Linked DNA regions of Homo sapiens: region 2 is linked to region 1. The links are chromatin contacts, found by Hi-C or POLR2A ChIA-PET in ENCODE. All regions are on one chromosome and are shown on one strand. The core of a region is the stretch at or near the end of the contact, and the rest is flanking DNA. Distances in the headings are between cores, read along the strand shown. Region 1 overlaps TSPAN9 (tetraspanin 9). Region 2 overlaps TSPAN9 (tetraspanin 9).

Region 1 (5,841 bases), core at 418-2,917:
AAGTTTGGCACCACCTCCTTCCCCTATAAGAAAACCCAGGCTGGAAGTGCCTCCGACTGGGCAGCCTGCAGTAATGGCTGTGGGCTCAGAATTTGTAACAGCTGTGAGCCTGAGTTGGAGATAGGCACAAGTGAGGATGTATTTCTGAGTTTCTTCTTGTATTCCTCCTGAATGCACAAGAATACAATCTGCAGCATTTTATGGGAGTGGGTTGGAGGGGGGCGGGGTGTAGAGGCCACATGTTCCCACTCCTTTCGGTGAATCCTAGGAAAAAGAGGAGGAGCCCCTGGCTCAAGCCGATGGACCTGCTTGCTAGTCCTCAGATATGCTCCCGAGTTGGGGCCTGGGTGGGAAAGGAGGGGTGTGGGGGCATGCTGCCATCGGGTGGCTGGCTGCTGCTTTTGAGGGATTGCAGTGGACCGGGCAGGGAGCTGGCTGGCCACGTGCTTCCAGGTTCTGGGAGCCCCAGTGGCCGGAAGGGACAAAGGGAGACAAGCAGGGTGCCCCTGTCCTTGGTGAGAGGCACTTTTGTAGAGAAGGTATGAATGGGTAGGGCAGCTGGGAATTGCTCTCTGTCCTCTGTGTGACTCTGGAGGCTGTGCGCACATATGTGCACGTGCATAAGAAATACTGGTTAGGAACATTTGAAAACTTCTTAAATTCATCTCGAATCGTTCCTTCATCCCAATTGCCGTCTCTGCCTTTCTTCACCCAAGCCCCGACGTAGCACAGATGTTTGGCTCAGTCCCAGAGTCTGTCCTGCCCTCTGGAGGCTGTCAGCTGCCCACTGCCCGTGGTCCAGGAGGAGCACTGGGGGCAGGAGAAAGTCATTCAGAGTGAAGTTGGGAAGAAGCAGTTGTGCCGAAGAGGCATTCAGCTTTTGTGTGGAGTGATCCACATTAGCCGAAACACTTTTTAGGGTGGGGGTGTGTGTGGAGGGGTGACTTTTCCCATAGAATGACAAGCGCAGGAAGAAGACTGGGCTCTAGTCTTGGTTCTGCATTAGCTTCTTGTGTGACCTTGGGCAAATCACTTGGTCCCTGAAGGACTGGGCTTCCTTTCCAGTCCAATAGGGGCTGTCGTGATGGTCTCCCTGCTTGTCCTCACGTCACTAGTTACATGCCATCTGGGGTGGGGGCAGGCATCCTCATCTTCTCTCTTGGGGAGAGAAGCCCCCCTCCCTGCCTGGGGTGTGGGCTGCTTTTCCAAGGAGACTGGTTTGAAGTGACTTGAGTTGGATTCCCCTAGTTGTCACCATGGGTTGGGCCCTCCAGCCACCCTAGTAGGAAGTTACCTGTCATGTGCCTAGAGTTTTATGGAAGCTGGGGCAGATAGTCTCATTCTTTTTCTGGTGGCAAGCACCACTGGAATGTCTCTGGCTGCCTTGTGGGCCAGTGCCTCCTGGTCCTGTGACCCATCTGCCAGCATCTGTCAGCCAAGTACTGGTGTGTGCTTCCCTGGTGCCTTTGGATTCACACGAATGCTGTCCTTTTCATTGTTCACAGCTTCCTTCTCCATTCTTTTTTGTAGTCTCAACTTACCTTTTTGTTTTGTCCCACCCTGCCTATATTAAGCCTTATTAGGAAGACAGACCCTGGGGCTTGTAACCCCACTCAGCTGCGCTCACTCCTCCCCACCCCCACCCTGCCACCTGCTGGCCGGAGTTGGTATAACTGCCTGCGGTGCCTTTCTTCTCCAGGATGAGCCCAACGTGGTTTGGTGACCTCCTCACTGGCTAGTACAGTGATCTGTACCCTGCACGTTGTAGGCCCTCATTATATGTTTGTGAATGAATGCATGGAGGGCCAGAGCTGTAAATCCACAACATGTTGTCATGTGGTAGTGGTTCCTGAGTTCCACTTGATGGGGAAGAGAAGTTAGATCTCACACTTGCCTCTGATAAAGGCTCTCCGAGCGCCATAGCTATGGGATGACAAGCAATTCTTCCCATCTTCCCTTAAAACCTTGGCAGAGGTTAATGAGCTAGTTGGTGGAATATATTTTCGTTACGGTTGATAGCGAGAGAACTTGCTGTCGCTTCCTAATTAGAAGGTACTGATTACATTCTCTTTACCAGGCAAGGAGTTGTTCTCTCCTGGATTCTGACTTTTCTGATTACTTAATATTTCCAGAATTCCCATGACATGCTGTAAGCAGGGAAAAATTGAATCTCCAAGACCCACTTCTTGTATGCTAGTAGCAAATGAGATGATTAAATAAGACATAGACCTTAGGTAAGATGGGGAATTTAGCAGAAGACAAGTTCATGCTTGTGTGTAAGAGTGTTTGCCACTGTGTTTATCGGGAGGTGGAGGAGCAGGTGCAGGAGGGTGTTGGCCAGGATGTGGGGGCTGTGGGTCACTGTGCTCCACTCAAATGAAGGCTTCCTGCAGGCTGGTGCTTGGCCTGATACTGGGGAAGGAGCAGAGGAAAGAGCAGAATGGGAAGGGAAAACATCAAAGGCAGGTGGGGTGTTGATGAGTCAGGGTCCCTGGGAGGCCTCTGTTGCTGTCTTGTGCAGGGGGGCAGGGGGAGCATGCAGGCTGGGTCAAGCCCAGCCCTCTGGGACCGGGTGCAATTGTTAGGAATTTTGTAGCCTTAACTTGTTGTAGTCTTGTGGCTCAGATCCAAAAAGGAGGCTTTTCTGAAGGATTAGAGTTGAACCTGAGGGCTGCGATCAATAGATAGAACTCTTCCCATAGATCCCGGAGCCTACCAGGTATTTCTCCAAACTCACCGCTGCCGCCACACCACCCCGCCCCGTGCCTCTGAGCGCTTGGGAGGATTCCCATGTGGAAGAGAGGTGCAGCTGTCGTACACTGCAACCCTTCAGAGGCGTGCATAGGTTCCTCACCACTGGGCGGAGCTTCTAGGGTACTAGTATTGGTGAGGGCTGGGTGACATCACTGGGGGTAGGTTGGCAGGTGGAGCCACACAGCCCATGGTCCTCCTCCTTACTAAGAAAAGGGCAGGTGCCTCACAGGCTGCTGGGTGCCTGCCTGCCTGTGGGGGTCCAGGTCTGCTCCTGACACTGCGACTTCAACCAGACAGTTCTAGCCATGTTGGCAGCCCAGTGCACTGTGGGAATCTGGGGCCTCCAGGAGGGCAGCAAGGTGAGGGTAGAGGAGAGGGAGTCAGTGGTCACTCCTGACTGAGTCCCATCTCCTCTTTGTCTTCTGCATCCCCTGCCCCGACTCTCAGGGCTAAAGACAATGCTGGCTTCTAGGTGGATAGGGAATAGGAGATTTGAATTGGGACAAAAGTTTCCCCATACTGAGGATCCTGTTCTCCAGTAAGCACACTCACCCTAAGGGATTTCTCCTAGCAGTGAAAACCATCTGGGCATTTTCCTCAGTCAGCCCCATCTCTGGGTCCTCCTGGGGCCATCTGGTAGAATACTGGTAGTAGAGATTAAATGATTCTAAGCCCCTCCCAGGGGGCAAAGGAGACTCGGAGCTTCAAACTGTGAGTAGAGAAGAGCGTATAGGGGTGGGCTGGAAAAGGGACCTCTGAATGCTGGGGTCATGTGTACCCTTCCTGGGGCAGCAAGTCCTGATCCCGCCCAGCTCTTCCCAGCCCAAATCAAGTTCCTGTCTGATGTGGAGGGGTGGGGGCGGGGCTGGGGCTGCTGGCGTAATTGCTACTTAGGATAATGGTCATTTTTCATGCTTGCCAGCAGAGCTGTCCCATCACTTTAAATTATGGCTGGCAGAGCAGTGACATTCTGGCCCATTGGAAAGCCTATTCCTTGTGGATCGCTCCCTTAATGAAGGCTAATTAGCTGAGGAGGCCGTGTTCAGCCAGCCTGCTGGAACAGGGAAAAGGTTGGCGCAGGGTGGCCCCGGGCAGAGTGCTGATGGGGCCCTGATTAAACTCCCTTAAGTGAGGTCAGGGCCCTCGCAGACGCTGGCTGCCTTTGGGTGCAGGCAGCATGGTCGGGCTCTCCAGCTGCATTGGTGGCACGTGCTTAGTACTGGCTCGGCCATGTCACGAGTGCCTCTGTGGGCTCGGGCTGAGGTCTGTGCATGGTCAGTGTTGGGTGGCCTAGAGTGTCATAAGGAGTCTATGGGGTGCCTTCTGTCTGAAAACAGGAGTAGTGAGTGGGCTCAAGGGTCCCAGCAGGGAGCTTGGGTTCAGACCTGGCCTCACCTGGCATCTCCAGGCAGAGGAGACACAGGGTAACCTGGGCAGCAAGAGGCACTTAGGCCCCCCCCCCCCAGAGTGCTCAGGTGTGAGGGGTTCAGGCTGTCTTCCTAGGGGGCTGCAACAAGTAGATCTTAAGGGTGGGTCAGGCTGGCCTCTGCTGGGGGAAGGGGGACAGGTGCGGGGCCTGGCAGATACCCCAAGACTCCTGGAATGTGGCCGTGAGGGAATGCCAGGTCTGTGTTCACTTCCTCTCCACAGCATTAAAAATTAAACTTCCTTGTCTTAATGTCTATTTTTAAATCTTGTCAGAGCAAGCATTGGTGTCAATCAGGAGGGGGTGGGGAGGAGGCGGGTAGAGAAGAGAAAGTCCCAGTTGAAAAAGGGTAAGCAGCTCGCTCTAGCCTGAGGAAGGGGCCGCTGGGCCCTCCACCCTGGCCTGTGAAGAGCACAGAAAACACCCTCCGGCCTGCTCCTATCTCCATGTGCCTGGCTGCCCTTGGCTGAACTTGGTGGCAGACTCTGTGGCCAGAGGCCTCCTGTGGCTTATCAGGGTGCTGGGGTCCCAGTTGGGTCCATTCACTCATGCCACAGCTATTTACTGAATGCCCACTCTGTGCACAGGATCCTCCAGTTGGTGAGAATGGGCTGACTGGGCTCGCAGAGGGCGGATCAGTTTTCTCGTGCCAGGAAGTCGTGGAATCGGGAGGTCATCTGGCTCGTCCTGCGCTGAGCATTTGAACACAGGGCTGTCAAGGGAGAGGTGAGAGCATTCTAGGGTGAGGCAGCAGCAGGCCTGCACCCAGAGCCCTGGTGGCCTGACTTGTCCTTTCCTCCCCTCTACACCCACACAGCCACTTTCTGACTCTCCTGCTCTGAAATGTTTATTCCTGTCAGTAAGAGAGGCAAGAAAAACAGCCTTCCTTTTGTTTTGTTTTGTTTTTTTTTTTCCTTAGTTTGAAAAAAAGAATCAGCGAATCCTGTGGCCTTTCTGTTTCTTCCACTGAAAAGGCTGGCAGATGCTCTGTGGCTAGTTGAGCACCTGCCGTAAGCCGGGACTTTGAGCTGCTCAGAGTTGCATGGAGAAGTCAGACACATAAGCAGATCATTACAGTTCTGAGTGGTAGCTGCTTAATAGAGCTCCTTAATGGAGTAACTAATACTGCGTATTAGAGACAAGATATAGAGATAACAGAGTAGAGCAAGTGACACCTGGGTTTTGAAGGATGAATAGGAGCTTGCTGATTAGATCAGACTAGAGGGTCCAGGGCAGGGAGAAGGGTGGGAAGAGAGAACACATTGGTCCAGAGCCTATGCCAGGGGAGAGCTAGCAGTCCAAGGGGGAGACAGCACCTGCTGGACACATGCAATGGGCTGAACCCAGAGAAACAAAGGGTCGTGCCAGTCTGGTGGCACCCTTCAGGAATGGCTTCTGGGGGTGGAGAGTTCGGAGTGGGTTCCGAAGTAGAGGGGCACTGCAGCAGTGCCTGGGGATGCTGGCTTTCCAGGGCTCCTAGGACAGGGTTGTTTTGTTTTTCTGGCAGAGACCACCGTGACAGGTCTTGCTGTGTCACTCGGGCTCAAGCTGTCACTGTAGGTAATCCAGCTTCAGAGAGATGCCCCTGTTTTCTCCCCCCTTTCCAGCCTCTCCCATCCAGCTGTGATATGCCTGTTTATTTGGTTCCAGTTAGGAAGCTT
Region 2 (5,002 bases), core at 817-3,316, 33 kb after region 1:
TACTTTATCATCTTTCCCGTTCCTTACCTCCAAAAGTAACATCCCAAGAGCTGTATTTCTGGGAGGCTGAGACACCTGTTTTGAAAAAGGCTTTCAGGTGCACTGTGCAGTGAGGGGCACATTCTAGGCCAGGCCTGCAGTCAGAGTGGAAGCGTGGAGTGGTCTGTGCTGCTCTCAGCACTCATTCCAGGATCAGCTGCTGATGGCAGGGCTTGGAGAAGGGCTGAATCCTAGCAACTCTACAGGAAAGAAGAAAAATATCATCTCAGTATCCCAGGTTTTCTCAGGCAGCAGAAGGCAGTAGTAAACAACCCAGAGGGTCCTGAGTTGTCGCTGTTTAGGAAAAAAATATAGGTAAGTGAGGCCGGGCGTGGTGGCTTACGCCTGTCATCCCAGCACTTTGGGAGGCCAAGGTGGGTGGATTACGAGGTCAGGAGATCGAGACCATCCTGGCTAACACGGTGAAACCCCATCTCTACTAAAAAAATACAAAAAAAAAAATTAGCCGGGCGTGGTGGTGGGCGCCTGTAGTCCCAGCTACTCGGGAGGCTGAGGCGGGAGAATGACGTGAGCCCCGGAGATGGAGCTTGCAGTGAGCGGAGCTTGCAGTGAGCAGAGCTTGCGCCACTGCACTCCAGCCTGTGCGACAGAGCGAGACTCCGTCTCAAAAAAAAAAAAAAAAAAAAAAAAAAAAAAAAAAAATATATATATATATATATATATATATATATATATATATATATATATATATATATGTAAGTGAATGAAGGAATGAGTGGAGTGAAGCGGCAATGAGTGAACGAGAGCACAGACCAACAGCGTGCTGTAGTGGCAAGAAGCCTGGCCGGAAGCCTGGAGCCATGGGGTTCGCACGCTAGCATTTTCCTTACTTTTTGGGTGACATTGGAAAAACTGCCCAATGTCTTCTCAGCTTCCTTATCTGTAAAATGGGGCAAAAGTACATATGCCCCAGGGTGGTTGAGAGGATCAGAGGAGATCATGTTTGTGAAAGTTCCCACTTCCCTTGAGTCCTTGTCTAATGTCACCAGGGGCTACATGGATCAACAAGACTGTGTGTGACGAATGCGTGTGTGATTCCCTCACTGAGTAGGTTTGAATTTGGAAGGTGTCGACTGCATCCTGTCTCCCACCCTCTGATGATGGCTGGTTATTTCAGATGGGGAAGGCGGTGCCTCTGTGAACTGGGCTTGTCCTGCAGCCAGTTTGGTGCTTTCCCTGTGAGCTGGACTGTGTGAGGGCTGAGGGCTGACTCCAGCCAGTGGCACCTTCCCAGTTTGCCTGTGTGGGGGGACAGCAGGTGCCAATATGATTAGCTCTGGGGGCTTTGGCCTAGCTTGCCTGCAACAGCACTTAATTTGGGGGAGTCCAGCCAATCTTCTCAAATGAGGACTTGCTGAAGCCATGGCTCATGTTCCAGGATTCCCCTGGACCTGCTGCCGCTGGGGCGGCATGAGGGATCCTGATTCAGGGTTCCACAGCTCTGTCCCTGTGACTTGAGGCTGCAAACTTCCGCAGGGCTAGGGGCAGGCTCTGCTGTTGTTTCTGTTCCTTTAGCGTCCTCTGCAAGCCTGTGGTGTTTGGAGAAGAACAGTGCACCTGAAGTCAGAAGGCCTTGGTTTGAACCCCCTGCTCTGCCTCCTGAGCAGCAGCTCTGTGACTCTGAGCCAGTTGCTTAATGTCTCTGAGCGTCATCTTCCTCACTGGTGGAGAGAAGACAATAATCTCTACCTTGAGGGAATGGTGCAATAATTTAATGTTAATTACCATTTATCTAGTACTTTCTGGGAGTGACAAACACTTGGTAAACACTTTACAGGCATGATTTCCACAGCAAACCTGAGAGGAAGGTGTTATGCCCTTTTACAGATGAGGCAGCTGGAGCTCAGAGAGGTTAGGTAACTTGCCCTGGGCTGTACAGCTGGTAGGTTGCAGAGCCTGTTCACTTCAGCTGCCTGCCTCTGAGGCCCGTGCCCTTCGCTGCCACCAGGATGCTTCCTCCAGTAGATAAGATGATATGTAAAGAACGCCCGGCATGCTGTTGGCCGGATCTGAGTCTCACCCAGCCCGTGGAATTTGCTGAGAGACTGCGGCTTTCTGGGGACTGGAAAAAATGGAGGCGGGGGTAGAGAAGAGACGAGTAAGCCTGGGTCTGTGCTTCCCAGCCTTTGTAGGGGAATCATCTGAGAGTCCAGGCGGTGGGGTATTTTTGGTAGCAGGCTCATGACTCTTCTCCAGGTTCAGCAGGAGGGAGAGGGTGGGTAGTGACGTACAGGGATATAGCTCATTCTGCAAGTTCATGAAAAGCTCTGCAGGCTCAGATCCTGTCATCACTGGGCACCCTCTGGGTTCCTAGTACTGTAGGGCACATTTGAGCAATGTCATACAGATGTGGCCCTGCCCTTAGGGAGCACCTGGTTGTCAGATAGAAACGAGCACACATGTGAAATGACTGCGAGCAGCAGCCAAGGCAGTGAGCAGTGCGGTGTGAGGATTTGTGGGAGGGGCCATTGCTTTGAATGACTCATCAGGGAGGGCCTCCTGGAGTAGGTGGGGCGGCAGCTGAAGCATGGGTAGAATGTGTCCAGGAGAGAGGAGGGGCTGTGAGATACATCAAAAGAGAAGGCTCATCCCAAATTTGGGCCACGGGGTCATTGTATTATCCTGATCGATGTCATCCCCTTTGTCACATTTTTAAAGTCTCCTGTGTCAGCGGCTCTATAGGAAGCCCATCACACAGATATTCCTGGGCTTGCCTCCTGATGGGCTTGCCTCCTGATGACTTACGATCAAAGACAGGCTGGTGCCCACCTACGTGAAATGTGACCTGCAAAGCATTCTGTGAGGCCGTTCTGGTCCCTGTATTTCCCACCTATTCTCCTTATACCAGGGCTACCTCTTGGCCACAGAACAGAGTGTCCCTCTGGCCGGGAGAGACCTCAAGTTGGCTTTGCCAAATTCCTTCCCTCCTCCCTCACCAAGGACACTCCAGTGGACAGCCAGAGCCTCTGCAGCCCTGTCCCACCCGAGGCAGGCTGCCGTGGAAGGGGCAGTGCTCTTAGCCCACTCTTCTTTCTCTGAGCTTGGCCTGCCCTCCCGGTTGGGCTGGAATCGAAAACCTGATTGATCTCTCCAGAACAAATGGCAGTTTTATGATGTAGGGTTTCAGCTTTCTGCAAGTCTCCCCCTCCCCAGGCACAGAGAGGGCAGGGTCAGCTTGCCCCCTTCCCTTCCGAAGCCAGAGGTGGGCATTAGCTCCCTCCAGCTGTCCCTGAGTCCACACAGCCAGCTGCTGCCTGCTGCGAAAGGGCATTGCCACCACCATCTGCAGCTCATTTCCCTGGTGTGAATTTTGCAAACAACCTTCTTAATCATGTTTATGAACTCAGCATACATTTGCTGCAGGTTGAGTTTCCCGTGATGATGGAAAGCTTGGTTATAAAGCCAGCAGGTTGGGTTTCAAAATCCAGCCTCATTGTGGATCCTTCTCTACCTTCCTCTCCTCTTCCTTCCCTCCTCTTCCCTCCCCAGTCATCCTCAAGAGAAGGACGAGACTATTCCCTCATTTTCCCATGCTGTTTACAAAGCCCTTCTCTCTCTCTGGTAGAGAAGATGCATTATCCCCATTCTACAGGTAACAGTACCGAGGGTCAGAGACACCACGTGATCTGCCCAAGGCTCATGGTTAACAGCCACCGAGCTGAGCCTTGAACCCTGCTTCTGCATCTGTGTCCTCTGCTGTTCCCACTCTGCTGAGCAACTTTGACCTGGCTGGCATGACAGGCGCCCTCCCTGTGCATCTCTCAAAGTCTTCTCCTGCCCCACCCTGGGGACATGTGTCCTGAGCACAGTCCGCAGCTGCCAGGGGCCAGCTTTGTGCTGAATTGTGGTTTGTGGCTTTTATTTCTTCCCACGATGCCCTTCGTGAATGTCATTGAGTTTATTAGGTCCGGCTCCTTCTCCTTTGCTAGCTAGGAATACCAAACCCTACATGGTCCTGTTACCCAGAAAACATCGCCGACCCTTCCATGCCTCACGGGAACGGCCCTGGCTGAGAGTTGGGGCTTGTTGGGTTTAGATTCCAAAGCCAGCTATCCTTTATTCCCTGTTCGAGGAGAAAGACTCATGCCTTCATTTCTCCACTCAAAAAACGGGGTAAAGATTCTCTCTTTAAACCCTGGTCCCTACTGGGGCAGCAGGAAGGTGCACTGGGAAAGTCAGCAGAGGCCATCTGACAGCAGCAGCAGATGCACCGTTTAGTGCTTGGCGTCTGTTGAACTGGGCCTCTCACCCATGGGCATGCAGCATACGTAGGTGGGTGGTGGGGCCGCCCTTTGTGTGTGTAACACCTTCATTCCCAAGCTGTTTCCTTGCTTCATGTTCTCTCTGGTTTCCCTGAGAACATGCAGGCCCTCCCAAAGGAGGGTCGGGTGGCCGCCATCTCAGCCCAGAGAGGGGTAGGTGAGTTCCCACTGGCACCCAGCATGGCGTTAGACCTGAGGGTGCCCTGATTCATCCCCTGATCATGCCTTCTGTTTTCCAGGCCTGACTTCATCATCCTGGGAGGAAGAGAGCAAGTGCACATTCCTCCCTTGTGAAAAAGAGGGAGAGAGGCAAGGCGTAGAGGGGTGCCTGGTGGGTAGTGAAAAAGAGGGAGAGAGGCAAGGCGTAGAGGGGTGCCTGGTGGGTAGTGAGTGGTGGGGCTCTGTTCTCTGTTGTCACGTTCTTGCTGGGAACGCTGGGCAGGAGCCTGCTTGGCTGGGACTTGGCCCCTCTCTGAGCCAGGCCTGCCCGTGAATGCTGCCTCCCTGACTCAAGCCTGTCATCTGAAAAGCACACGCTGGCACACCCACACCTACACAGAGGGCAGCACCTTCTTTCCCCTCTTGGTCTTAACTTTTACCCTCATTAACATGATCATGATGGTGCCTGTATTCCCATTTCCTCAAGACCTCCATGGGCGAGCAGTGTCTGCCAGGCAGCC

The links. Hi-C counts contacts between places; a loop is a spot of excess contacts on that map. ChIA-PET counts read pairs that join two places held with the same protein, here RNA polymerase II (POLR2A). Pooled maps may share reads with other maps.
Region 2: a map of PC-9 shows a loop between it and region 1 (4-fold over the local background). The contact joins two enhancer-like sites. A Hi-C loop is called at or near these places in 8 of 168 maps with a recorded cell type or tissue (Caco-2, PC-9, Right ventricle myocardium inferior and 4 more) and 5 of 50 pooled maps. POLR2A ChIA-PET finds 5 or more read pairs at or near these places in 3 of 52 experiments (H1, PC-9 and activated CD4-positive, alpha-beta T cell).

Annotation. Positions count from the first base shown.
Region 1 is chr12:3,201,513-3,207,353 of GRCh38, forward strand. The region is part of intron 3 of TSPAN9 (tetraspanin 9); the gene reads left to right. Among named protein-coding and RNA genes, the nearest start is that of TSPAN9-IT1, 55 kb to the left of the region's middle. Within about 2 kb of position 1,668, at least 3 of the 41 ENCODE cell types and tissues checked have a DNase peak (open chromatin) inside an H3K27ac peak, as active enhancers do.
Region 2 is chr12:3,234,517-3,239,518 of GRCh38, forward strand. All of the region lies in intron 3 of TSPAN9 (tetraspanin 9), which reads left to right. Among named protein-coding and RNA genes, the nearest start is that of LINC02827, 63 kb to the right of the region's middle. RefSeq lists enhancers at 883-1,564, 1,565-2,246. Within about 2 kb of position 2,067, at least 3 of the 41 ENCODE cell types and tissues checked have a DNase peak (open chromatin) inside an H3K27ac peak, as active enhancers do.